Regions from separate parts of the Mus musculus genome. Here all the other regions are linked to region 1. Evidence: chromatin loops called from intact Hi-C (ENCODE). Cell type or tissue: heart. All regions are shown on one strand.

What was found. A loop is a pair of places that touch in the nucleus more often than their neighbours do. Peaks named below come from ENCODE experiments on the same cell type or tissue, not always from the same donor. Only the 100,000 strongest peaks of a DNase experiment are listed, where the experiment ranks them.
Region 2: it touches region 1 in a loop (2.5-fold over the local background); 10 of 42 quality-filtered maps call a loop at or near these places.
Region 3: a loop joins it to region 1, with 7 times the contacts of the local background. A loop is called at or near these places in 24 of 42 quality-filtered maps.

What each region holds. Positions count from the first base shown.
Region 1 is chr12:55,395,140-55,403,139 of GRCm38, reverse strand. Psma6 (proteasome subunit alpha 6) reads right to left here and starts at 4,315. Exons shown (of 7, transcript NM_011968.3): 1 at 4,149-4,315. The coding sequence starts at 4,224. It also overlaps the pseudogene Rpl18a-ps1. In heart, a CTCF peak has its summit at 4,313; DNase peaks (open chromatin) are centred at 4,389 and 5,409; H3K4me3 peaks cover 2,854 bases; H3K27ac peaks cover 1,798 bases.
Region 2 is chr12:55,443,061-55,451,060 of GRCm38, reverse strand. No RefSeq gene overlaps it. Among named protein-coding and RNA genes, the nearest start is that of Gm36571, 14 kb to the right of the region's middle. In heart, a CTCF peak has its summit at 3,879; DNase peaks (open chromatin) are centred at 550, 3,850, 4,150 and 7,700; H3K4me3 peaks cover 436 bases; H3K27ac peaks cover 3,285 bases.
Region 3 is chr12:55,488,362-55,496,361 of GRCm38, reverse strand. It overlaps Nfkbia (nuclear factor of kappa light polypeptide gene enhancer in B cells inhibitor, alpha), which reads left to right and starts at 3,715. Exons shown (of 6, transcript NM_010907.2): 1 at 3,715-4,062; 2 at 4,584-4,692; 3 at 5,032-5,242; 4 at 5,503-5,591; 5 at 5,696-5,956; 6 at 6,393-6,953. The coding sequence starts at 3,836. The coding sequence ends at 6,440. It overlaps Gm36634 (a long non-coding RNA gene), which reads right to left and starts at 3,067. Exons shown (of 3, transcript XR_381610.3): 1 at 2,016-3,067. In heart, CTCF peaks have their summits at 1,090 (motif pointing right), 3,818, 4,022 and 4,321; DNase peaks (open chromatin) are centred at 1,071, 3,691, 4,311, 5,071 and 4 weaker places; H3K4me3 peaks cover 2,692 bases; H3K27ac peaks cover 2,460 bases.

The DNA.
Region 1 (8,000 bases):
CATTTCTTCAACTTTTCATTTCTGAAACATTAGGGTGGAAGCAGGCTAACTATAGAAGGTACTATGTCTACTACGTCAAAAGCTCAGGACAAGCAAACAGTACCAGGGAATGAATGGCTCAGTGTCAGCAGCAGGCAGCACCCCCTCCTCTTTTGGACACACATTATAAAGCCTGTACAAGTGACTCTGGGGGGCTAGTAAGTAGCAACACAATTTAACACTTCCCACTCACACTTTTGTTTAAAATGCCATATTGAATTTGGGCATATAAATATAATTTCTTATTTCTAGATAAACATTAGTTGAAAAGTTAAAATGAAAAATCCAAATAGCCTATAAAGTTTGATTATTTAAAAACAAAAAACAAAACAACAAAAAACCCAAAAGATGCTGATTTGGTCTACAAAGTGAGTTCCAGGATAGCTAGGGCTGTTATAGAGAAACCATGTCTAGAAAAACCACATACAAAACAACAAAAAACCCAAAAGATGCTGATTTGGTCTACAAAGTGAGTTCCAGGATAGCTAGGGCTGTTATAGAGAAACCATGTCTAGAAAAACCACATACAAAACAACAAAAAACCCCAAACAAACAAAGCCAGAAAAGAAGAGACAAGAAGGGAAAGAGGAAAGAAAAGAGATGAGGAGCTGGAGAGATGGCTCGGCAGTTAACAGTATTTACTGCTCTTGCAGAGGATTCAAGTTCAGTTCCCATGAACTACATCAGGCAGCTCAACACTCAACTCAGTCTTCAGTTCCAGAGGAATCCAATGTTCCTGGCCGCTGCAGACAGTTGTACTAAAGTGCATATACCCCCGTGCAGACCTACACACACGTACATATAATTAAAAATAAACCTTTAAAAAACAGCAAAAATCACCGGGCGGTGGTGACTCGCGCCTTTAATCCCAGCACTTGGGAGGCAGAGGCAGGTGGATTTCTGAGGTTGAGGCCAGCCTGGTCTACAGAGTGAGTTCCAGGACAGCCAGGCAGTGCTACACAGAGAAACCCTGTCTCAGAAAAACAAAATCAAAAAACAAAAACAAACAAACAAAAACCAGCAAAAATCATGAGATATTCTGCTGTTTCCCTAAATTTGAAGGCTACAAAATCATTTTACATAACTCCCGAATATTTGTTTTCTAAAACAGGTATCTTCAAAAGTGGGGTCATTAGCAATCTTGGAACTGGCACAGGAGAGAATATGAGACTTATAACAGTGTTGAGCCTGTTAAGTTTTTGGTGTAGACATGTATGTGTGTAGATACATATAATTAACAGTCTCCTCCCTCTTCCTCTGTACCCCACCCCATCTTCTTAGGTGCTATAAACACCAAGCTGCAACCCAAACCTTAAAATTAAACTTTAAACTAATGTGCTCTTTTGTTTGGGGAGGAGGGCAGGGTTTGAGACAGGGTTTCTCTGTGTAGCCCAGGCTGTCCTGGAACTCACTCTGTAGACCAGGCTGTCCTCAAACTCAGAAATCCTCCTGCCTCTGCCTCCCGAGTGCTGGGATTAAAGGCATGTGCCACCACGCCCGGCTTGCTCTATTAATTCTTAACCACACCTATACAAATGCAATTTGTATACACACATTAAGGAAGAACTTTATGGCCAGAGAGATGCTCATAGATTAAAGGCACCCACTGCCTGACAGGACAATCCTAAGACCCACACAGTGGAGAGAAGCAGCTCTCCCAAGTTGCCCTTTGATGGGCATATACATATATACACATATGCACATGAAGACACAAACACATACACAGACAACAAATACAATATAATTTTTTAAAAACTGAATTATTAACTTACATGTTCTGCAATTCCTAGCACATGCTTATACACAAACACAACCTACAAACACACATTAATTAAGAAAAAAAATTTCAGAGGCTAGAGAGATGGCTCAAGGATTAAGAGTGTATTACTCTGGCAGAGAACCTGAATTCAAACAGACAGGCAGGCAGGCAGGCGAGCAGCCACACACACACACACACACACACACACACACACACACACCACACTGAGTTGATTCCCAGGATCTACATGGGAGGAGAGAACTGACTTCTGTATACACAAAATAGATTAATGTAATTTTTTTAAATTATTATTTTAAGGTCTAAAAGAAAAGCAAAAAACCAACCAAACCAAAAAAAAGTCAATAGTTATCAAAGTGTTATTTCCTTAAAAGTCTACCAACTGGTACTGTTAAAATTACAGATCATGTTTATAACTATGTTTAGTAGTATAATTTAAATTTATTCCTTGATCACTGCTAGACTATTTATTTTGGTGTTGGGAATTAAATGTTTAAAGTATGGCAAAGGAGGAACATCCTATTAATTCTTACTTCCCCTATCACCACCCCAGTTTGTTATATTATTCCACAGCTATCTAGGTTAACAGTTTGCATTTTTATAGTTCTTAGATTCTGGATCTTTGGGAGACCTAAAGTTTAGTCTAATGCACAGCAATTACAATATTGTGAATATACTTCACTAGCAAACTAAGAAGGATGGACCCAAAGAAAGGGATTCTGTATCTACAGAGGGACTAATTGAATAGATTATTTTTTAAGTCAAAGTTTCAAACAGGCATCCTGTTATACCAAGTACTCAATATATAATAGCACACAATAAGCAATATATGTACTGCTTAATTTAAATCTTCAAAACACAATAGAAGGAATTATTAGCCCAATTTTGCAAACAGAAATTGAGCAAAGATTCTATGGTGGCAGGCCAGCTAGTATGGAGCACAGCAGGCACAGCAGGCATGGTAGTCCAGGTGTGCCTGCAAGGCCTGACCTCTGCACACTCTCCTCCTTGCTCACACTGCTCTTTCAGTTTTTTTCTCAGCAACGCCTACCTCATGCCCTGAGTAAAAGAGGGAAAGCAACAACTCAAACAATAATCTAAGCATATAGGTGAGTAGAACTCCATTTATAGGCCAACTCTAGGATTTCCAACCAAGATAGTATGACTCTCCTTGTCAAGACACTGAGATAAAAAACTTCAAAATAAAATTATCATGGACCAGATGTATGTCTCGCCCTTCTGACACTAAGTTTTCTATGGCAAGAGCTTAAAAGTCTGTCCTATAATCCTAGACCAAACCCTGCCGCGACTTCAACTTACCAAAATGTATTGTTACATGGAGTAACTGATGCTAAGTTCAGGTTTCCGTCCATTAAAGCTGTTCCTTTAGTAAAGACTAACACACCGTGCCTCAACTAGACTGAGAACCAGTTTTTAAACTATAGAAGCATTCTTACAGGTGGGGGTTAAAATCGGGGTGCCAACTTCAAGAGGAGTTCATTGCTGTTCTTTTATTTCTCAGTTGTGAACTTTGCATATACTGAACTCTTCTCTTTTTATTCGTTTGGTTTCCTGTCACTTCCTTTAAGCAGTCAGCTTCAGTAGGGACGAGTGACATTGATCTCTTTTCTAGAACCAGCAGTGTCTGGTAGGGCTTTACACACTTGTATAGAGTTGACCACAAAGCAAGTCATCTATCTATACTGCAGAGGAGGGTTGAGGGTGTGTGGTGTGTGTGCATTTAAGTTGGATGGTTAAAGAACCAACCACTCTCAGCGAAGGGAAGACTCAGGCTCCAGGTAGACTGATGCTAAACAGTGCTTCTCAACATGTGGGTCGCGACCCCCAGTACCAAAACCTTCTCACAAGGTCGCCTAAGACCATCTGAAAAAACATTACCGTTCATTGAAGTAAAAAAACAAAAAAACAAAAAAAACATAGTTTTGAAGTAGCAACGAAAACAAATTTATGGCTGAGGGTCATCACAACGCGAGGAACTGGATTTAAGGGGCGCAGCATTAGGAAGATTGAGAATCGCTGAGCTACGGGGGACTCCGAAAGGCAGAAGGCGGGCATCACAGTGCAAAGCCCTACTGCTTTGTGTCTGGCCAGTAAGGCGCTCCTGAAGAGCACTACGCTTCGGTTTCAGCCTCCAAGCCCGCTTGCAGACCGGGCTGGGAAGACGAGAGCGGGCCCGACCTCGATCCTGCTGCTTTCCTGGCTCAGGCCCTTCTCCGAGCCCCCGAACCATCCTCGGGCCGCGTCCGCTCGCTCCAGGCCGAAGCATGACAGAGCAATTCGGAGGTCCCGCAGGAGGCCCTGAGTCACTCACCTACTTGGTAGAGTCGGCCCTCGGGAGAGAAGATAGTAATGTGACGGTCAAAACCGGCGCTGGAACCCCGGGACATGGCGTTCCTGCTATTTTAAACACAGTCTGCACCCCGTAGCACACACACCAGGGACCCAAGCCCCCTCCCGGAAGTTATGGCTACTGCTTCCGGAGCACCGGCGGAGCTGCTTCCGCTCTGGTGAGGGACTGGCGGTGTTTCCGGTGGGGACGGGACGTCCCAAAGCACTGCCCCTGAGTAGGCGGGCCCTCGCGCGCCCGGCCTGCGGTCCGCGGGCTTCCGGGTGGTGGCTCTGGGTCGCAGCCGGCCGTTAGTGCGTTCTGGAGATCAGAGTGGCCAAAAGAGGAAGTTTTCAAGGTGCCTGCAGTTGTCCTTTGCCTACTTGTGACCTCTGGAGACAGTATGGTCACCGCGTTCGCAGTCAGTTTGGGCGCCTGTACTTGCTCTCCTGTCTTCCCGGAGTCTGGCTTTGTTCTTCCTAACCTTCATTTTACCAGCCACTTCTCTTCCTACGTTTTGGGGGAGAAAGGAATGCAACAGCCACCCTTAAATGTAGGGCCTGAAAGAGGGTTAGTGGAAGAAGCCACTGGAAATAACAAAAGTTTTCTTCTAGTCTGGCAAGACTTTCCTTTGGACAGCGGCCCAGAGATGGGAACTTGAGAGGTTGAGCAGTCTTAGTTGATGATGAGCAAGATCGTTGCTGGTGGCTGGATACCGGAGAGTAATTCCAAGGCGGCGAAGCAACTCCTGGAAAACTGGTGGTTTTTCAAACTGTAAAATTCTGCACATTGTGCACCCTAGGGCACAGCCCCTATTTAGTGAATATAAAAATCGAAGCATATTATTAAGCTATTCCCCCCTCCCTAAATAAAAGTTTTGTTTACAGCAATATTTATAACAATTTACTGATGTAATACTGAAATATTCAGATCTGTGGCGTTCTCTCTAAAAGCACCCATTTTAAAGCAAAACATTTGAAGAGATTCTTCATAAGGAAGTTTTAATTTCTCGAGCTAATTTTTTTCTTCCTTTAGAAAAAAATATAAGCCAGGTGTGGTGGGACACATCTTTTATCCCAGCACTTGGAAGGCAGAGACATCTCTGGGTTCAAGGCTAGCCAGATCTACAGAATGAGTTTCAGGACACAGTAAGGCTACACAGGAAAAAGAAGGCTGTCTGGGGGTGGGGGTAGGGTGTACAACATCCAAGATTGAAACACGGGTTAAGAAAATAGCCCATGTAAGCAGCCGCTCTGGAACACCCGGTACTTTCCAGCTTCAATTCCCAAGTGTGCTGATAAGAGCTGCTGTCCCTTGGTTCTAGCTCAGGTCCTTACATCAGGATTAACTCCTGACCTTTGCGTACTTTTCTCAGTCTTCCCAGCCAAGTGTACTATAACACCTACAGTTTGCCTGAACAGTCACGGAGAAGTTCTCTGTAAGACTGCTAGGGGAAGCCCTCTGTTAGTACCTTAGAATCCAGATGTCTCATATCTAGGGCTGCACTGCACTGTCCATTGAAGCTGAATTTTCCCTAGTTGCCTCCATCAGAATAAACAGACATTTCATTACCCAAAATAGGCAAAACCAGGATTCCTCATCTCTTTCCTTCCAGTTCCTGCTCTTTGTATTTAGAGCCCACACCTTGTAGCAGTCAAATCTTCAGCATTTCCTCTCTCTGCTCCTGATGTCTTAGTTGGCTCCTTATATAATTCTTAGTTTTATTCACCTTATGGTAGGATGTGCTCTAACGCAGGCACAGGGCTCTTGGTGTATAAGACCTGGATGTTTACCAGATCTTGAGTAATGGTACTAAGAAAGAGACAACCCAGTGGGTGTTGTAAGACCTCTCATTCCTCATCCTCAAGCAATAGCAACAATAGACACAGCACCTTCTTCATCTTGATTGTGGACTTCACTTCGTCAATATGGCCCGGTATTTTCACTGTGTGCCAGCAAGGAAGGGAACTTGCCAGCCTTAATTAGGCCTGGACCCAGGGTATCGGGACCTACTTGATCAGAGACTTGGAGGCCAAAAAGGCATCACATATCTTGGGCAACTTGTCCTGTTTCTTGCTCATGCTAAGCTTCTGCAGTACCTCACTGTCCTCGTGAGAGATGACCACAGCCTTGGCCCCATCCTGATGCCCACAGAGAACCTGGGGCAGGGGGTGGACTTAGGCTGATGATGCCTGAGAAGCATTGGTTCTGACATGCTTCAGGCTCATCTGCAGCTCTGCTGTTCCAGAAACCTGTGGCGCTCCTGCTGGCTCCTGTGCAGACCTTCCCACACTGTCTGGTTCTCCACAGTCTTTGATGTTCCGGGCTGCTCACACCCAGAAAGCCAGAACAAAACCTTTACTTCTTGCCATCCCTCCATTCTTACTCTAAGTGCCAAGAAGACAGAATTCCACAACATTGCTCACAGATACAGCTTAACGGGGACAATACCTAGCATATATAAAACAATAAATATAGCTGGGCGTGGTGGCGCATGCCTTTAATCCCAGCACTCGGGAGGCAGAGGCAGGTGGATTTCTGAGTTCGAGGCCAGCCTGGTCTTCAAAGTGAGTTCCAGGACAGCCAGGACTACACAGAGAAACCCTGTCTCGAAAAACCTAAATAAATAAATAAATAAATAAATAAATAAATAAATACTTGCTGAATGAGCATGTTAATCCTTTGGAGCACATAAATTAAGACTAAATCCGCCTTTTGTGACTGGCGGTGAACGAGCACGCAGTGCCATGAAGGCTTCGGGCACACTTCGGGAGTACAAGGTGGTGGGGCGCTGCTTGCCAACCCCAAAATGCCATACACCACCACTGTACCGTATGCGAATCTTTGCGCCCAACCATGTGGTGGCCAAGTCCCGCTTCTTGTACTTTGTGTCACAGCTGAAGAAGATGAAGAAGTCATCAGGGGAGATTGTGTACTGCGGACAGGTGTTTGAGAAGTCACCCCTGCGCGTGAAGAACTTTGGCATCTGGCTGCGCTATGACTCCCGCAGTGGCACACACAACATGTACCGGGAGTACCGGGACCTGACCACTGCTGGTGCAGTCACACAGTGCTACCGAGACATGGGTGCCCGACACCGTGCCCGTGCCCACTCCATCCAGATCATGAAGGTGGAAGAGATTGCAGCTGGCAAGTAGCGCCCGCCAGCTGTCAAGCAGTTCCACTACTCCAAGATCAAATTCCCACTGCCTCACCGCGTGTTGCTGCGCCAGCACAAGCCACGCTTCACCACCAAGAGGCCCAACACCTTCTTCTAGACACAGAGACCCACTGAATAAAAACTTGAGACTGTCAAAAAAAAAAAAAAAAAAAGAAAGAAAGAAAGAAAGAAAGAAAGAAAGAAAAGAATAAATCCCTTGGATCTAGTGCTCAGTGGCTAAGAGCACTTGCTCAGGCTGGAGAGATGGCTCCGCGGTTAAGAGCACTGACTGCTCTTCCGAAGGTCCTGAGTTCACATCCCAGAAACCACATGGTGGCTCACAACCATCTGTAATGTGATCTGATGCCCTCTTCTGGTGTGTCTGAAGACAGCTACAGTGTGTTCACATATAATAAATAAATAAATATTTAAAAAAAAAAAAAGAGCACTTGCTCTTCCAGAGGACCTGGTAGTTCCATACACAGCACACATGTCAGGCAACTCGCAACCACCTGTAACTACAGCTCCAGGGTATAGGGTCTCCGAGGGCACCCCCACGCACATGGTATATTCATGTAAATATACACATTTTTAAAAAAAGAGTATTCTATTTAAAGTTGAATTTAAACTCCACTTACAATAGTTCCCAGATATCTGATCTAATACAAGCTGGATTC
Region 2 (8,000 bases), 48 kb before region 1:
AATAATGAGAAGCGGCCGGGCATGGTGGCACACACCTTTAATCCCAGCACTCGGGAGGCAGAGGCAGGCGGATTTCTGAGTTCGAGGCCAGCCTGCTCTACAGAGTGAGTTCCAGAACAGCCAGGACTACACAGAGAAACCCTGTTTCGGAAAAAAAAAGAGAGAGAGAGAGAGAAGCGGTAAGCCTATATAAGACCCAGGACAATCTATTTTTTGTTCTGCATGAAACTGAGAAGCAGTGCAGGCTACGATAGCCTGTCTTACAAAGGGATTGTTTACAAAGTTGGAAGAGTGTGTGGAAGCAATGTGTGTATGTGTGTGTGTGCACACGCGCGCGTGCGTGCGCGCAACGGCATGAGCTTGATCGTAGCAACACTAACATTACTAAATGGAATCCCGAGAAGAGGGAAGCAGTAACCTCCCTTCTGGGGTCAGAGCCTAGTCTGGGCGACCGTGGGGGGAGTGGGGGCGGGGCTCGGGAGGAAATGAATAGGCTTCCCTTTCCTCCCTTCCTCTGATCTTTGATGATCTGAAATGCCCACTGAGCAATCCCAAAAGTCAGCCAGAGGTTAAGAGCACTTCTCCATGCAGCCAGGGGCTGGTGATCTGCTCACAACGTCATGTACCCTCCCAGGCTGCCTGAAGGCTAGACTCACCAGCCCATCCCAAGTCCATACGTGCACATGGCAGCACCACACACAGGAAGGAGAACTGTTACAGGTGGTGCTGTATGGGTCCTTACACCTTTTATATGGCATTTGGCTAGGGCAGAGGCAGGAGGCAATCAAGCAGGCCCACAGTAGAGATAGAAACCATATCGGGTGCCAGGCCGGCTGGCCGCTGGAACCAACAGCAGTGCCTATGAACTGAGTACCCGGAGGGTCTGTCAGGGCTGAGGTGTCAGGGCTGTGTTGGTCCCAGGATACATGAAGATGGGGGTAGAATCCTCCCCATCTGGGGTGGGGGGCGGGGGAGTACTGAAGCTCTGAGACATAGCTCCTCCTGCCTAAGGCGACACAGCCAATGAGAGCCTGATCCTCAGCCCCAAGTTCTCATCACTACAGTCTTCCCATCTGTCACACCCTTTTAAGACAGTGGCACTTATGAACAACATTTACAATTTTTAAAAAAGATGTATTTATTATTATACATAAGTACACTGTAGCTGTCTTCAGATGCACCAGAAGGGGCCGTCAGATCTCATTACAGGTGGTTGTGAGCCACCATGTGGTTGCTGGGATTTGAACTCAGGACCTTCAGAAGAGCAGTCAGTACTCTTACCCTCTGAACCATCTTGACAGCCCAACATTTACAAATTGTAATATGAAAAACTTAATTAAGATTGTCTTCCACTTAGCAAATATTTCCTTAATGCACCAGATTCCTAAGTACTCACAAAATGGGTAGATTTCCACTTAAGAATAGGACAGTAGCCAGGCATGGTGATACATACCTTTAACCCTAACACTTGGCCTTGGGAGGCAGAGGCAGAAGAAAAAAAATTACACATGCACACACACACGCACACACATATAACGCACATGTACCTATGTATATAATCTTTCATTTATTATTTGAATTTTCATAAATAGAATATATTCTGATTACGTTCATGAACCACTCCCCAAACTCCAACTCCCTTTAAGTCTCCCCAAATGTGTCTCCCTCCCATCTTCATTTTTTTTTCTTTTATAATTCATTGAATCCAACCAATGCTAACCAAATGAATGGGTATAAGCTCATCCACTGGAGTATAAGCACACTACCAGAGACCACACCCTCATCAACTGCCATTGGCTCCTCAGCTAAGGATAAGACCTCATAAGTCTCTCCCCGCAAGGGGAAGCCAGGGAAAAGAAAACCCTTCCTGCTCAAGTTGCTCTTGATCAAGACTTTTTTGTTGTTGTTTTGTTTTTATTAGATATTTTCTATATTTACATTTCAAATTTTATCCCCTTTCCTAGTTCCCCTCCAAAAACCCCCTATCCCCTCCGCACACACCCTCCCCCCTCCACTCACCAATCTACCCTCTCCCACTTCCTGGCCCTGGCATTCCCATTACTGGGGCGTAGAAACCTCACAGGACCAAGGGCCTGTCCTCCCATTGATGACCAACTAGGCCATCCTGATCATGATGTTTGATCACAGCAAAGGAAGCAACATAGAGCTACACTGCTCTCAGCTTTGGCCAGAGAGGCTCCTTCAAATCTGGGCAGCAGTTAAGGTCGAGAGTGGTAACTAATCAAAGTGCTCAGAATAAGTGACCATGAGTGCTCAGCCATAGAGGGGCCTTCTGCATCACTCCTTTGCACAAAGACCCAAGAGCATGGCAGAAGAAAGGGCGAAAAGAATGTAAGAGCCAGAGGAGGGGGGATGGGCAGCAGGTTGTGAACTGCTCTCTCTGGACCTGAGATAGTTGTTCATGCTGTCTCCTTGGTACCAGGAATTGAATTGAACTCATTAGACTTGCACAAGCAAGCATGTTTACTCACTGAGCCAGCTCCCTAATCCCTCAAAATCTTTCTGAAGTTCAAAGTCACCCTATATATATATCAAGGTCTGTCAATGGACATATGAATTGCTTCCTTGTTCTCTGTCCTTGTCCCATCTCTATCTGCTTTGGTTTGCGATAAATATAAGTAGACAGATGGTCAGTCTGAAAGATAAATTGGCCAGTGTGGAGAGGAGCTGGTGACAAGCTTGCAAAGAAAACCTGGGCTAAAGGGGAAAAGCTTTGACATGAGACTGGAGTGTCGAGACTGTAGTATCCCACTGGGTTTGGGACAAGAACATGATGGCACCTTATATGAACTTTAAGGAATGTTTATCTCCAAGGAGTTTGGAAAGGCTAGTGGAGAAGGGACTGGTCTTAGAGTCATCACTCAGGGACTCAAGGATGAAAACAGATGGAAGCCCGAGAAGTGGCTAAGAAATCTGGAGAAACCGGCACCTCTAGCAGGTGTGGGTAACTAGAGCCTTCAGCAGAAACAAGAAGCTGTTTGTTTGTTTGTTTTGTTGTTTTGTTTTTTGAGATAGGGTCTCCCTGTGTAGCTCTGGCTGTCCTGGAACTCACTCTGTAGAGCAGGCTGGCCTCGAACTCAGAAATCCGCCTGCCTCTGCCTCCCAAGTGCTGGGATTAAAGGCGTGTGCCACCACTGCCCGCTGAACAAGAAGCTTTGTCCAGAGGCTGGAGAAACAGCTCAGTGGTTAAGAGCACTTAGTGCTTTTACAGAGGACCTTGGTTCAGTTCCCAGCAACCACATCAAATTGCTCACAACCACTTATAACTCCAAAACTCCAGGGCAATCCAATGCCTTCTGGCCTCCACCGGCTACCAGAACGCATGCGGTGTAGGTAAACGCATTCAGACACACACACGTGCACATACAAATAAACAAATCAATCTTTAAGAAGAAAGAAAACTGTCCACTTGCAATGCAGATGTACTACTTGATGTCCAGGGTCCCAGGGGAGGGCAGAGTGCATATATTCATTGTCAAGCCAGGATTCATGTTTTCCGGCTGTCCTTCCTCCCCTCAAAGTTTCAGCACAGCCTAGCGTCGTTCGGGGAGCAAAACGATGCTTTAACCAACATCTCCTTGGACACAAAGCCCAGGATGGAAATCAGTGGGTGGAAGCCGGAGTGTGTGAAAGGAATAGATAGAGCTGTAGTCAGCAGAGGCCTGGGGCACGAGTCAGTTAGAGGTCCATGAGGGCTTGAGCAGTCGGTTCCTCAAAAGCAAAAACCACTTGAAGCTTGTCATCTGGGACAGCTGAGGCCCAGTGACCAGCCCCCAAGAGCCCAAGAGGCTTCTGTTACAAGAACCCTCCGCCAGGAAAGGCAGCTGCTGGCTGTAGACGTGCACGCAACTTCCTGCTTGACTGTTCACTTCTATGAGTGGCGAAGCGGCAGAAGGGCTGAGGGGGACTCTGAAGAAAGAACCACCCTAAGATTTCCACTAGGTCTAGGGCCTGTCCTCAAGCTCCAGGCGTCTCTGTTACTGTAACCTTCTGTCCCAGCCTTTGCTTTTTTTTTCCTAGTGAAGGGAGGTTGGAGGCGTAAATGCCCTGAGAAGCAAGCAGCCAACAAGCCACAGATAGCTAGCACTGGCCTTGGCAGGCACACAGTGTTGTCTCTGTGAAAGCAGCGGGGCTAATTATACTCAGCTGGCAGCCGGGTGACGGGAGTTTCCCAGCTCACCCGCCTCCCTGCTTGCCTCTTTTTGTGTGGTAGACACTGTGGAGAGGTGTGGGGACAGAAGGGCCAAGAGCAGATGGGAGGAGTTATAGTCAGCCTTGCAAAGGAGCCAGGCCCAGTCCTTGCCTGGCTCCAGCTAAGGACTTGACCTAAAATCCTAGGAGGGCGGCCATGTTCAGCTTCTTTCAGGATCCTTGGAAGAGGAGCAAGCGGGGTGGGGGTCACCACATAGAGCTCTGAAGGGACAGAACCCTCTAGAGGAAGAAGCTTTCTGCTCTTCCCTCCTCAGCCCAGACACTTTGCTGGGGTCAAGACTGTTGCACACAGCCACCAGGAGCTGGCAGAGGTGTGGGGGCGGGGAGGGGAGGGCTCAGATGGTGTTGAGCTCTGTTCACCTGAATGACCAGTAGCTTTGCCCAAATTACAGACAAGCTGTGTAGGCCAGAACCTGATATCGGTCAGGCCAGCATCAGGAAGGCAGCTCTTTAGAGATGAACCTGTATCACTGTTCTGTGTTCTGGTCCCCCGAGGGTAGGTATCACGGAGCAGAGTACCAGTGATAGCTTGAGCACTGCACATTTGCCTTGGATCTTCACGTCAGGCTCCTGAGACAAATTCCCAGCTTGGGAGGCACTGAGAAAAAGCTAGCATCCCCTCACCTCAGGCTGTTCGCTCCTGGGTCCTTCCCTTCCTGCATACCAGCCTCCATCCCTGTGGCAAGGCCAGCTCATAAAAGCAACTGGTTTTCATCCTGAATCGGTTGAATCACACTGAATTGGAATGAAGCATGAGCCTATGCAAGCTGAAGCCACAAGTCATTGTGGTATCTGCATTGGATCTGAAAAGTAGCCTGTGGTGGGTAGTGTATATTTAAGGGTGTGATGGGCATCCTTTTGGTAAGCTGGCGTGTGTGATTTCATTCACTGACAGGCCAACTCTGGAAATGGGGTTGCCTCCCCTGACCCCCATTTCAGACCCAAACATATTTGTTTCAAAGCGTCCTCCAAAACTCTTTGTTCTGGAACTTGCTGTCCGGATATCTGTGACAGGAAGGGAGCTAACGCAAGACAGTCCAAATGAAACATTGTGCCCTTGAGAACAGTTACAAGGTAAACCATTTCCAGCAGGGGTTACTGTGTTTATCTTGTGATGTAAAAATGCCTTCAGTGGTGTGGCTGGAGAGATGGCTCCCCAGTTAAGAGCACTGGATGCTGCTCTTCCAGAGGAACCCAGGATCAATTCTCAGCACCCACATGGTAGCTCACAATTGTCTGTAACTCCAGTTCCAGGGATCCAACACCCTCACACAGACATACATGCGGGCAAAACACCAATGCACATAAAATAAAAATAAATACATTAAAAATGCCTGCAGTGGAACCAGGCGTGGTGGCACATGCCTTTGATCCCAGCACTCGGGAGGCAGAGGCAGGCAGATTTCTGAGTTTGAGGCCAGCCTGGTCTACAAAGTGAGTTCCAGGACAGCCAGGGCTATACAAAGAAACCCTGTCTCAACGCCCCCCCCCAAAAAAAGCCTGCAGTGGGGGTGAGGAGCACAGGCTCAGCCATGGGAATTTATGAGGAGAGAAAGCTTGAATGGACGCTCTAGCTGACCACCTCATCGTCCACAGCTGATTTCTGCTGGGTGTTTGTAAGCCCCAATTTGATGATGTCATCTACTTGTCATATGTCGCTTCACTAGGAAGCCTCATTCGAGGGGTCACTCTTCCATGGGGCACTCTCTGGATCCAGAACGCCAGCTACCTGGCTTCCCTGGTAATCATCTGCTAGATGTCTCTAAGTCCCAATGTGGGGATATTTTCTATTGTCTCTCAGTCGGGCTACTCACTTGTCTCTCCAGCATGCTGTGGGCTTTTTGTTTGTTTGTTTGTTTGCTTTCTGAGACAGTGTTTCTGGCTGTCCTGGAACTCACTCTTTAGACCAGGCTGGCCTCAAACTCAGAAATCCACCTGCCTCAGCCTCCCAAGTGCTGGGATTAAAGGTGCGTGCCACCACTGCCCGGTTTAATGGTGTTTCTTATATTAATTTATAAGGATTTTAGATTTACAAAAGCCAATCTCAGGTCAGCAAAATGGCTCAGCGGGTAAAGGGTGCTTGTCTGGAAAGCTGAAGACCTGAGCACTATCCGCAGAAGCCACATGGTGGAAAAGAGAGCCTAGTCTACACAGCTCCCTCCCTCCACCACCACTGCAGCAATGTGCAAGAATTCATACACAACGTTAATAAAGTCAAAAACAGGGCCAAGGAGATGGCACAGATCTAGCATGGGGATCTGTGTTCAGTTTCCAAGGCCTACATAGTATAAAGGGAACCAGCTCCTGCAAGTTGTCTTTGACCTTAGACAGTGCTCTGTGTCTCTGTCTCTCTCCCTTTCTATGTCTCTCCTTGTCTCTCTCTGTCTCTCTCTCTCTGTCTGTCACACACACACACACACACTGACTGATGTACTTCCTTTTGATCCCCACACCTGCCTCTGTTTCCTTCAATGTAGTCTATGCCAGGTGGGTCTCCCCCACACCAGCCAGCAAGTTTAAATTCATCAGATCTCCACCCCCTTTTTGTTTTTAATGAATCCACCAGGACATAGAGTTGATGCATGCCTCCCTCTCATGATGCATCCCTCCCGTCTGTCTCAGGTCATGTCCATCCATCATGTATGTAGATGATCACTGCCTTCTTCCCGTCAGCGCTCAAAGCACCCGCTGGCCTCTCCACCCCTGACAGCTGCATATTGGAGCAGGTGTAGAAGGAAGCTGGTTCTGCTTTAGCTTTGTAGTCTGGAGTAGTTCAAGGATGTTTTTCTCCTGGACACGGTCTGGAGTGGGTTTTCCGCTAACCTTCAGAAGTGAGTGCAGTGAAGTTCAGCCACACCCTCAGTAGATCCAGCACTCCATACTTCAGCGTGCATCCCCCTCCCTGAGACTCTGCAACTCACTGTTGTCTTGTTTGTTTTCCCATCCCTCGGTCCATTAGAATGTGGCAACTGGTTGTATTTGCTTCTTTACTTGGTCTTCAGGGACATTGTTGAGTGGGAGGTGTCTAGAGGGATTTGTAATTAGAACTTTTTCTTTTAGATGTGTGTGTGTGTGAGAGAGAGAGAGAGAGAGAGAGAGAGAGAGAGACCATCCACAAACATTAGAGATGGGTGTGACCTCCTGAGACAGACGTGAAGGACGTGCCAGTTCCCAAGCACCACAAGAGGGAGGGAGGAATCAACTCTGGGGCCTGGTAGTTCCATGAAAGCAATGGACGAGCTGATGAACTGGGATTTGCAGAGTTATAGGGGGAAGGTCACATGGCACAGACTGCAGTGGAGAGAACAGAGGTGGGCATGGGGAATCACTTGTGTAGGGTGAAGCAGGCACTCCAAGGGGAGAAGCCTACAGCCAGGCCCAGGAGTGAAACTTGGCCTCAGCCTGGGCAGGAAGCCAGAGATCATTCAAGGGAAGGAGGGTGCCAGCCCTCAGTGATTCTTTCCCCTCCCACCTCTGCAGCAGCTTCTGTTGCTCCCTCCCTCGCTCCTTCAGGGGTTTTCCCAAACTGTCAACTGGCCAGAGTCCTGCAGGGCAGGGCCCAGACAGGGCTACAGAGTGTGCCTTGGGAACAAGGTTGCTACTCTCACACCCAACTGGCTAGTTCCTAACACAGGAGGGAACAGCAAGACACTAAGAAAAGCCAGCAGCAGCCGCAGCAGCCATGCTAGCCATGAGTACTTCGGCGCTGGCTGAGAAAAGCTGTCTGGGGTAGGACAGACTTTATACTCAGCAGTGTAAGTGTCACA
Region 3 (8,000 bases), 93 kb before region 1:
GTCTTACAGGGTGGAGGCTAGCCACCACAGAAGCCTGAGTTAGAGACAGAGTTGCACATCTGCATTCACACTGTCACATCAGGGCTGGCCACTGTGCATTTCTACCATGCTTGCCCCTTCTAGGTCTCCTGCTCCTCTCTTCTCCAGCCCAGCTGCACCAGCATGGGTTGTCTCATTCCTGCGCGCTCCTGTCTGGGACTAAAACAAGTTAGGAATAATTGCCTAAAACAATTGACCCAAGCCAGTCTGCCCATGGGGGATGGGGTGGGGCAGGTTGGACCACCTGGTTGAACTTGCACAAAAGCTCCTTTGAGGGAGGAAGTTTAGTTTCACCCAGGAGGATTCATGAACTATCCAGTCTCATCTGCCTTGACAACATCCCTTTCCCACAGAGGAGCTTCAGTCCATAGCCAGTCCGGGACCATTGTGGGGCCATCTTGTCATCTCTTGAGGCCAGCCTACACTAAGTTGCTACAAGGTACAAGATATTATTTTTGCCTTCTGCTTTAAAAGGAAAAACAAAAGACTGAGGTGTAGTTTCGTGGTAAACTATGTGTTTATCATCTTTGCAAGAGGCCCTGAGGTCATCCCCAGCCCTGAGCTCACAAACACCAAGACAGGGCTAGGCACAGTGTCGGACGATTGCAATCCTAGCACTCAGGAGGTCAAGGCTGGCTGTGACCCAATGGTGAGACCTTGTCTCCAAAACAGTGATGTAAAGCTTTGACAGTTTAAAAGTGTTAAGCTTAGATAAATGTTTGACAATGAGGAGAAAACTGAAGCATGGAAGGATCCACAAGTTCACTTGCCGCCTCCAAGAAGCCAGACCCTTTCATTGTTGGACATCTTCCTTCTTGTCTGTCCACACACAATCCTGCTGAGCTGTGGTGTTGTTGACTTAAGCTATATGGAGCCGTGCATGGAAAGAAAGCCTGTTGGCTCACTTTAGTAAGTCAACAGTGTTCCTGAGCTGCAGGTAAACAGAAGGTAACTCCTAGGGAATTCCCAGGGAGGGCCAAGTCAGCCGGCCTCAGCACCGCCCAGATTTTTTCAAAGGGTTCTGTGACAGCCCAGAAATGCTTGAGCCTGACTCCTGCCACTAGGTGTCACACTAAACAATACCGAAGTTGATGCCAAGGCCTGAAGCTGTCGGGACAGCCCAAGGAGGCATAAATATACATACTCCTTCATTTTATACCTGCAGCCCCAAGTCACCTTCTGCAGTATCCTTTATAGATGGGGCTTTGAGTCCATACTGTGGCTTTTTTTTTTACAAACTTTAACTTCATATATATATATTCATTACAATAGGGTACATTGCTTAAATTTTATATTACTTAATTTTTTATGTATATGAATGTTTCGCCTGCATGTATGTATGTGTTCCACCCTCATGCTTGGTGCCTGGCGGTGCTGAATCTCCCGGGACTGGAGTTGCAGGACACCACGTAGGTGCTGGGAATCAAACTCAGGTTTTCTGGAATAGCAGCTAGTGCTGTTAACTGCTGAGCCATTCCTTCAGCCCTGCTCTGCAGTTTTAAAGAACTATCTCCAGATGAGAAACTACCTATCCTCTGCTTTATCTCCCAAGCGGAAGACAGATTTGGGGGCTGGGGAGCTGTTCAAGACTGGGTCTTATGTTGCCCATATTGACCTCAAACTAGGCTAAATACTTTTAGTGTATTCCAAATTATACTACATTTTGGTCTCATTTTTGCAAGGTGTTTCCAAGGGTTAACATATACTTTACCAAAATGATTAATATATTGTAGTAGAAATTAGACGAACTGACATTAGGGGGCCTGGGTACATCTCTAAGTATTTTGTTTTCTTCTTTAGGAAAATGGGAACCGCACCTAGCTTACAATATTACTTCTGAGAACTAACCATAATGCATACGAAGCTGGGTTCCTCCAAAAATTTATACTGTGATATTTCCAAAAGTCCACACTCATACTTCCAAGCAGAGACGTGTATTTCTAGACAAATGATGCCCATCTGATATCACAAAGTACCTTAAATATTCCAGGACTGACGTGCAATTCCAGCTCTCAGGGGGAAGCTGAGGCAGAGGTCCTACTAACAGTTCAATGTCAACAGGGACAACACAGTGAAATCCAGACCAGCCGGGCCTACAACGTAAACCCTGTCTCAAACCACCCCACCAGCACAGATCCAATCTTATTATTATAAAAGCAAGTATACCATAAAAAAAAAAGGTTAAGTGACTTCTCCAACTAATGTATTTAATGAAAGGCAGAGCGTGGAATTGAGATGTCCTGCTCATGATCAATCTCACTATGTCCCACTCAATTACACTTGCAGATCCAACTTGCCACTGAGAGGAAAAGGAGAATTCGCTGAGGAAGTTTTAACTTTAACCTGGCCCTTACTGTCTGGAGGCTTTTTGGTTTTTCCTGGATTTTGAATCTTTTCCCTCAGTGTCTTCACATGCATACTCAGGGGGAGGCGCTGGAATTCCAAAGAGAGGAAAGCTGACATAAGGCTCATTAAGAAAAAGATCATTCACATCTCACCAGAAATCTATGCAGAACTAGAGAGGCCTCCTGGATCTGGTCTGACAAACTCTGATCCACGTTGCTTTAATTTTCCCTAAGTAGGGGTGGGGTGGAAGTAACATTTGTACTTTTGCCGGTTAAACTAGAGGCTCACAGGCCCAAATCCCTTTCTTGGGGGAGCAGCTACCCATAATGCCGCGGTCCCTTGGGAGCAAGGAAGCTGATAGAAGCAGCAGGTTTCAGATGGGGTCTGTGTTAGGACTATCTTGAGCCTCCTGCAGGATACCTCACAGTTACTTTTTTAGCTATGTTTGAGAGGCCAGCCTTGGCTAGGGCACTAAGTCAATTGCTCTGCTAGGCATTCACAATAAGCTCCGGCTTCATTCTCTGCAACAAGTTAACTCCGACAGCAAGAACGCAACAGTTGCGGTTGCAAGGAAACTACAACTTCTACTAAGATTAACAGCTTGCATTACTTGGGGAAAAATGTGGTTCCCATACGGAGCTAGGATTTGCCCCTCCCCCGGGGGGGGGGGCAAGATTATTGACCCCTAGGAAATAATCTAGGGGTTCTCCAAGCTCTTGGTTTTTGTTGGTGGTGGTGGTGGTTTTGTTTGTTTTAATGCCAAAGTTTTTACAGCTTCATGGAGTAGGAGTGAAGGACAGCCAAATGTCCCTGCATTGCAAAGGGCCTGGAACAGACAAAACACAGCCGGCCCCGGAACCACTCATATGTCCGTCGTCGCAGAAATTTAGGAGAAGCGAATCCCTGCACCTAGCCAGCGTTTCCACTCTTGGGTTTTCAAAAAGATCAAAAACCGGAAAAGACCTGCAAACTGGCAAATCGCTAAGAGGAACAGCCTAGCAGGTCTGCGTCCTTGGAAGCTGCGCAGCTTGGGACCCCAAACCAAAATCGCCCGGTGGGAAACCCCAGGGAAAGAAGGGTTCTTGCAGAGGGCTGGGGTTACTGAGTGCAGGCTGCAGGGAAGTACCTAGAGGGAGGGGGCCTGGTCGGGAGGACTTTCCAGCCACTCAGGGCTCATCAAAAAGTTCCCTGTGCATGACCCCAGTGGCTCATCGCAGGGAGTTTCTCCGATGAACCCCGGCCCTGGGTTTAGGCTTCTCAGTGGAGGACGAGCCAGTTCTTTTTCTAGTCTGACTGGCTTGGAAATTCCCCGCGCCTGACCCCGCCCCTGAGAAATCCCCTGCCAGCGTTTATAGGGCGCCGCGGCGGCGCTGCCGAGCCCACAACAGTCAGACCTCGCCAGCCAGCCGCCAGCAGCCTGCAGCCTGCACCCGCTCAGCCCCGCACAGCCATGTTTCAGCCAGCTGGGCACGGCCAGGACTGGGCCATGGAGGGCCCGCGGGATGGCCTCAAGAAGGAGCGCTTGGTGGACGATCGCCACGACAGCGGCCTGGACTCCATGAAGGACGAGGAGTACGAGCAAATGGTGAAGGAGCTGCGGGAGATCCGCCTGCAGCCGCAGGAGGCGCCGCTGGCCGCCGAGCCCTGGAAGCAGCAGCTCACGGAGGACGGAGACTCGTAAGTGGCGCCGGGCACCGGTGGGGGTCGCGCGGGGCCTGCAGCGCGCTCGGGGTTCTGCACGGCGAGGGCGCCGGGGTTGCGGGGCGCCGGGGCTGCGGCGGGCCGCCTGTCTTCCCCCCTCCCCCTCCTCCCCTGTCCCCGGACCCGGAGTCGCCGAGCGCAGGCCGGGGGGGGCGGGGCGGCAGCGGCGGCGAGGACGCAAAGTCCCGGCCTGGCAGCGGTGGCGCGCAGCCGCCGGGCGCCGCGCGGCCGCGAGGGGAAGTACAGGGCGTTCCGGGCGGCGGAGGGCGGGCCGGTCTGGCCGGCGCCCGCCCGGAGGGGGTGGGGCACGGAAAGTCCCTGGGCGGCTGCCAGGAACACTCAGCTCATAATAACCTCGCGGAAAACACCGCGGCCGCGGCCTCCAGAAACCCCGGCCTTGCGCAATCCCCCCTCCAACCCCACCTCCAGCCCGCGCCTCCCCCCCCCCCACGCAGTGTGCTCACCACCCCTCGGGGGGTTTCCCTGTCATCCCTCAGGTTCCTGCACTTGGCAATCATCCACGAAGAGAAGCCGCTGACCATGGAAGTCATTGGTCAGGTGAAGGGAGACCTGGCCTTCCTCAACTTCCAGAACAACCTGCAGCAGGTGCGCTGCTTGCTTGCCCCGCGGGTGCCCTCTTTGACCCCTTGGTGGAGTCAGATGTAGCACGGTCGCCCCCAAAGCGTTTCTAAATTAATAGTCACTTAGTTCTTATCTGCCTTGGCCTTTTGCATTCAAATCAGCCAACGTCTTAGAACCAGAAGAAAAATCCCTTGGGTTTAGTGAGGTCTTTATGACCCACCTAGGGCCTCCTGTTTGCCTGATCTCCTAAGAGACAAATGGGAGGATCAGATTCCATAGCGGGAGGTGTCTGGGGTTCAGGAAACTCAAGACTATGGGTTTGCTCCATGGCTTATCCCTTTCTGTTTCCTCTTCCATTTGTAGACTCCACTCCACTTGGCTGTGATCACCAACCAGCCAGGAATTGCTGAGGCACTTCTGAAAGCTGGCTGTGATCCTGAGCTCCGAGACTTTCGAGGAAATACCCCTCTACATCTTGCCTGTGAGCAGGGCTGCCTGGCCAGTGTAGCAGTCTTGACGCAGACCTGCACACCCCAGCATCTCCACTCCGTCCTGCAGGCCACCAACTACAATGGTAGGTCTGCCAGTCCATCCAAGGATGCAGAGGAGGGAGAGAGATGGGGCCACTTGAGTCTTAAACTCCGAACGTATACAAAGTTCAGACACTGTGATCTTTTTAAAAAGTTTTCTCCTCGATGCCTATATGATATTCACTCAGAACCCAGATTCTGAGTTCTTCAAAACTGATGATGTTTGTGGTTGTCCTCAAGACAATAGACATGAGTTGTGTGAGGATTGAAACACGTAGTTACAGTTTTTGTCTTCCTCCTCCAGGCCACACGTGTCTGCACCTAGCCTCTATCCACGGCTACCTGGCCATCGTGGAGCACTTGGTGACTTTGGGTGCTGATGTCAACGCTCAGGTGAGTACATCTCCCTTCCACCTAATCTCTGTTGGGCTGGCTCTGATGGTGAGCAGGTTTCCAGATGCAGCCGTAAACTAACGCCTGATTGCTTTTGGTTTCAGGAGCCCTGCAATGGCCGGACAGCCCTCCACCTTGCGGTGGACCTGCAGAATCCTGACCTGGTTTCGCTCTTGTTGAAATGTGGGGCTGATGTCAACAGGGTAACCTACCAAGGCTACTCCCCCTACCAGCTTACCTGGGGCCGCCCAAGTACCCGGATACAGCAGCAGCTGGGCCAGCTGACCCTGGAAAATCTCCAGATGCTACCCGAGAGCGAGGATGAGGAGAGCTATGACACGGAGTCAGAATTCACAGAGGATGAGGTGAGTGTTCCTCCCCTCAGCACGCTGACGGCTGTTCTAGGGCTGCTTTGGATCAGAGGGATTTCAGTTGTTTAACTTCTCAGACTCGGCTTGCAAAGCCAGGATCCCAAGAATTTGTCTCTGGTTTGTTTTAAGAGCTTACCCTTTTGGGTTGAGGAATGAGGGAATTCTAGAAATTGAACCCAGGCCTTAGCACATGGTGATAAGCACACGTTCAACCATTAAGCTCCACCCCCTCAATAGCTTAGACTTTTTTTTTTTTTAAGGAAAGAATAGGTAAGGGAAACTCCTACAGCCTGGTGCCCTTGTTCTATTTGGGTTAAGGAGAAAAAGAGCCCAAGAATAGGAGTTATTTCAGCAGCAGCTCTCCCCTTATCCCAATGTCTTGGTGAAGTTCTAGGAATTTAATATGTCTTTTTCCCCTCTCTTGTTTTAGCTGCCCTATGATGACTGTGTGTTTGGAGGCCAGCGTCTGACATTATAAGTGGAAAGTGGCAAAAAGAATGTGGACTTGTATATTTGTACAAATAGAGTTTTATTTTTCTAAAAAAAAAAAAAAAAAGAAAAAGAAAAAAAATGAGAAAGGGTATACTTAGCACCACACCACACAGCGCCTAGACCCAGGCATTTTACTGGGGTGATTCGGCTGTTGTCTTTGTGAAATCCGGGGAAACAGATCACTGAAATTCAAAGAAAATGTCTCTTAAGGTTCATGTTTGTGGGATTTTTTTTGGGGGGGGGGGAGGTGATTTTCCAGAACCTAATGAAAGGACCACGTTTTATTTATTGTGCTTTTGATTGAACCACCATAGACCTAGTAAGTGAGCCCAGTGTGTCCTCCCATGTAAGAGCCAGGTGTTCAGTGGCATGTGCTTAAAAGTCGCCCCCAACTAAGGTCTGTGTCGCCTTCTTGTAAATGTTGTATATGTTGTATTTTGTTGGTAATTATTTTGGTACTTCTAAGATGTATATTTATTAAACAGATTTTTACAGACAGCATTGTCCCGCTCGTTTGCTATTCTGAGTGGCTTGTTCCTGAAGATCGGGGGCTGGAGGGGGTGGCGTGAATGTTTTCAGCCAGCTAAGGAAGTTCACAGAGTAGCTTCTCACGTGAGAGCCGAGCTTCACAGCAGCCTCCAGCCCCTGTGTGGGAGGGAGCCTGTTGCAAGGTGACAGGAAATGCCAGCCTTTAGCTGGGGTACCACCAGCAAGCCACCTGGCCTGTCACTGAAGGCTCTGGTACCATTTTCTCCTTGATTTAAGCTGTTCCGGAACCCAGTCTCTGTAGAACTTAGTTGGAACAAGAGGAATTTGCTGAGTTAGCTTGATGTAGCTGGGAAAATCCTCAAGAGAGGACATGGGCTTGGAAATGGTACTGTCCTGACATACCTCCTAGGAGATAGTCACCGCTGAGACTTATTCATTGACTAGGCTGCTGTAGACATTGCATAAGGCTAAAACACATGACAGTGCCAGGCATCTAATGCTGAAAAAAAAAATACAGCTATTGTACAACATCCTGTGTTTCACAGGGGAAGCAAGAAATCCAGAGAACAGCTTGTGCGGGGACACCCCGAGAGGAAGCGGGTTCACTTATCGGGAACCTTCTTTGTCAGACTGTTAACCAGAAGGCCATGTATCTCATCACTGTGGTCTCGGGGAGCAAGCTTGAAGAATCTTCAGCTCAGGGTTCTAATTCTACTGCCAAAGCAGATTTCACAATAAGTCAGAAAGTTGTGAAGATTGCGTATTGATGCTTGGTAGGTAGTGGCTTTGTCCCGGGGACAGAGTCTTGCTTTGGTAGGAAGGAATGAGATGATGACATTCAATGAATGTACAATAATACATTTGATGTGCTTTAGCTTATGGCTAAGAAAGTATCTTTTCTATGCTTCATTATTCTGTTCTGGATCCACATTGGATGTCAAGTAAATATGATGTTCATCTTCATCTTATACCAAAAGGGAGCCAACACCCAGTGTGTCTTTCCTATATAAAAAGCACTACTGCAAACTGGGTAAAGCCAGCCATGTCCCATTCCTGC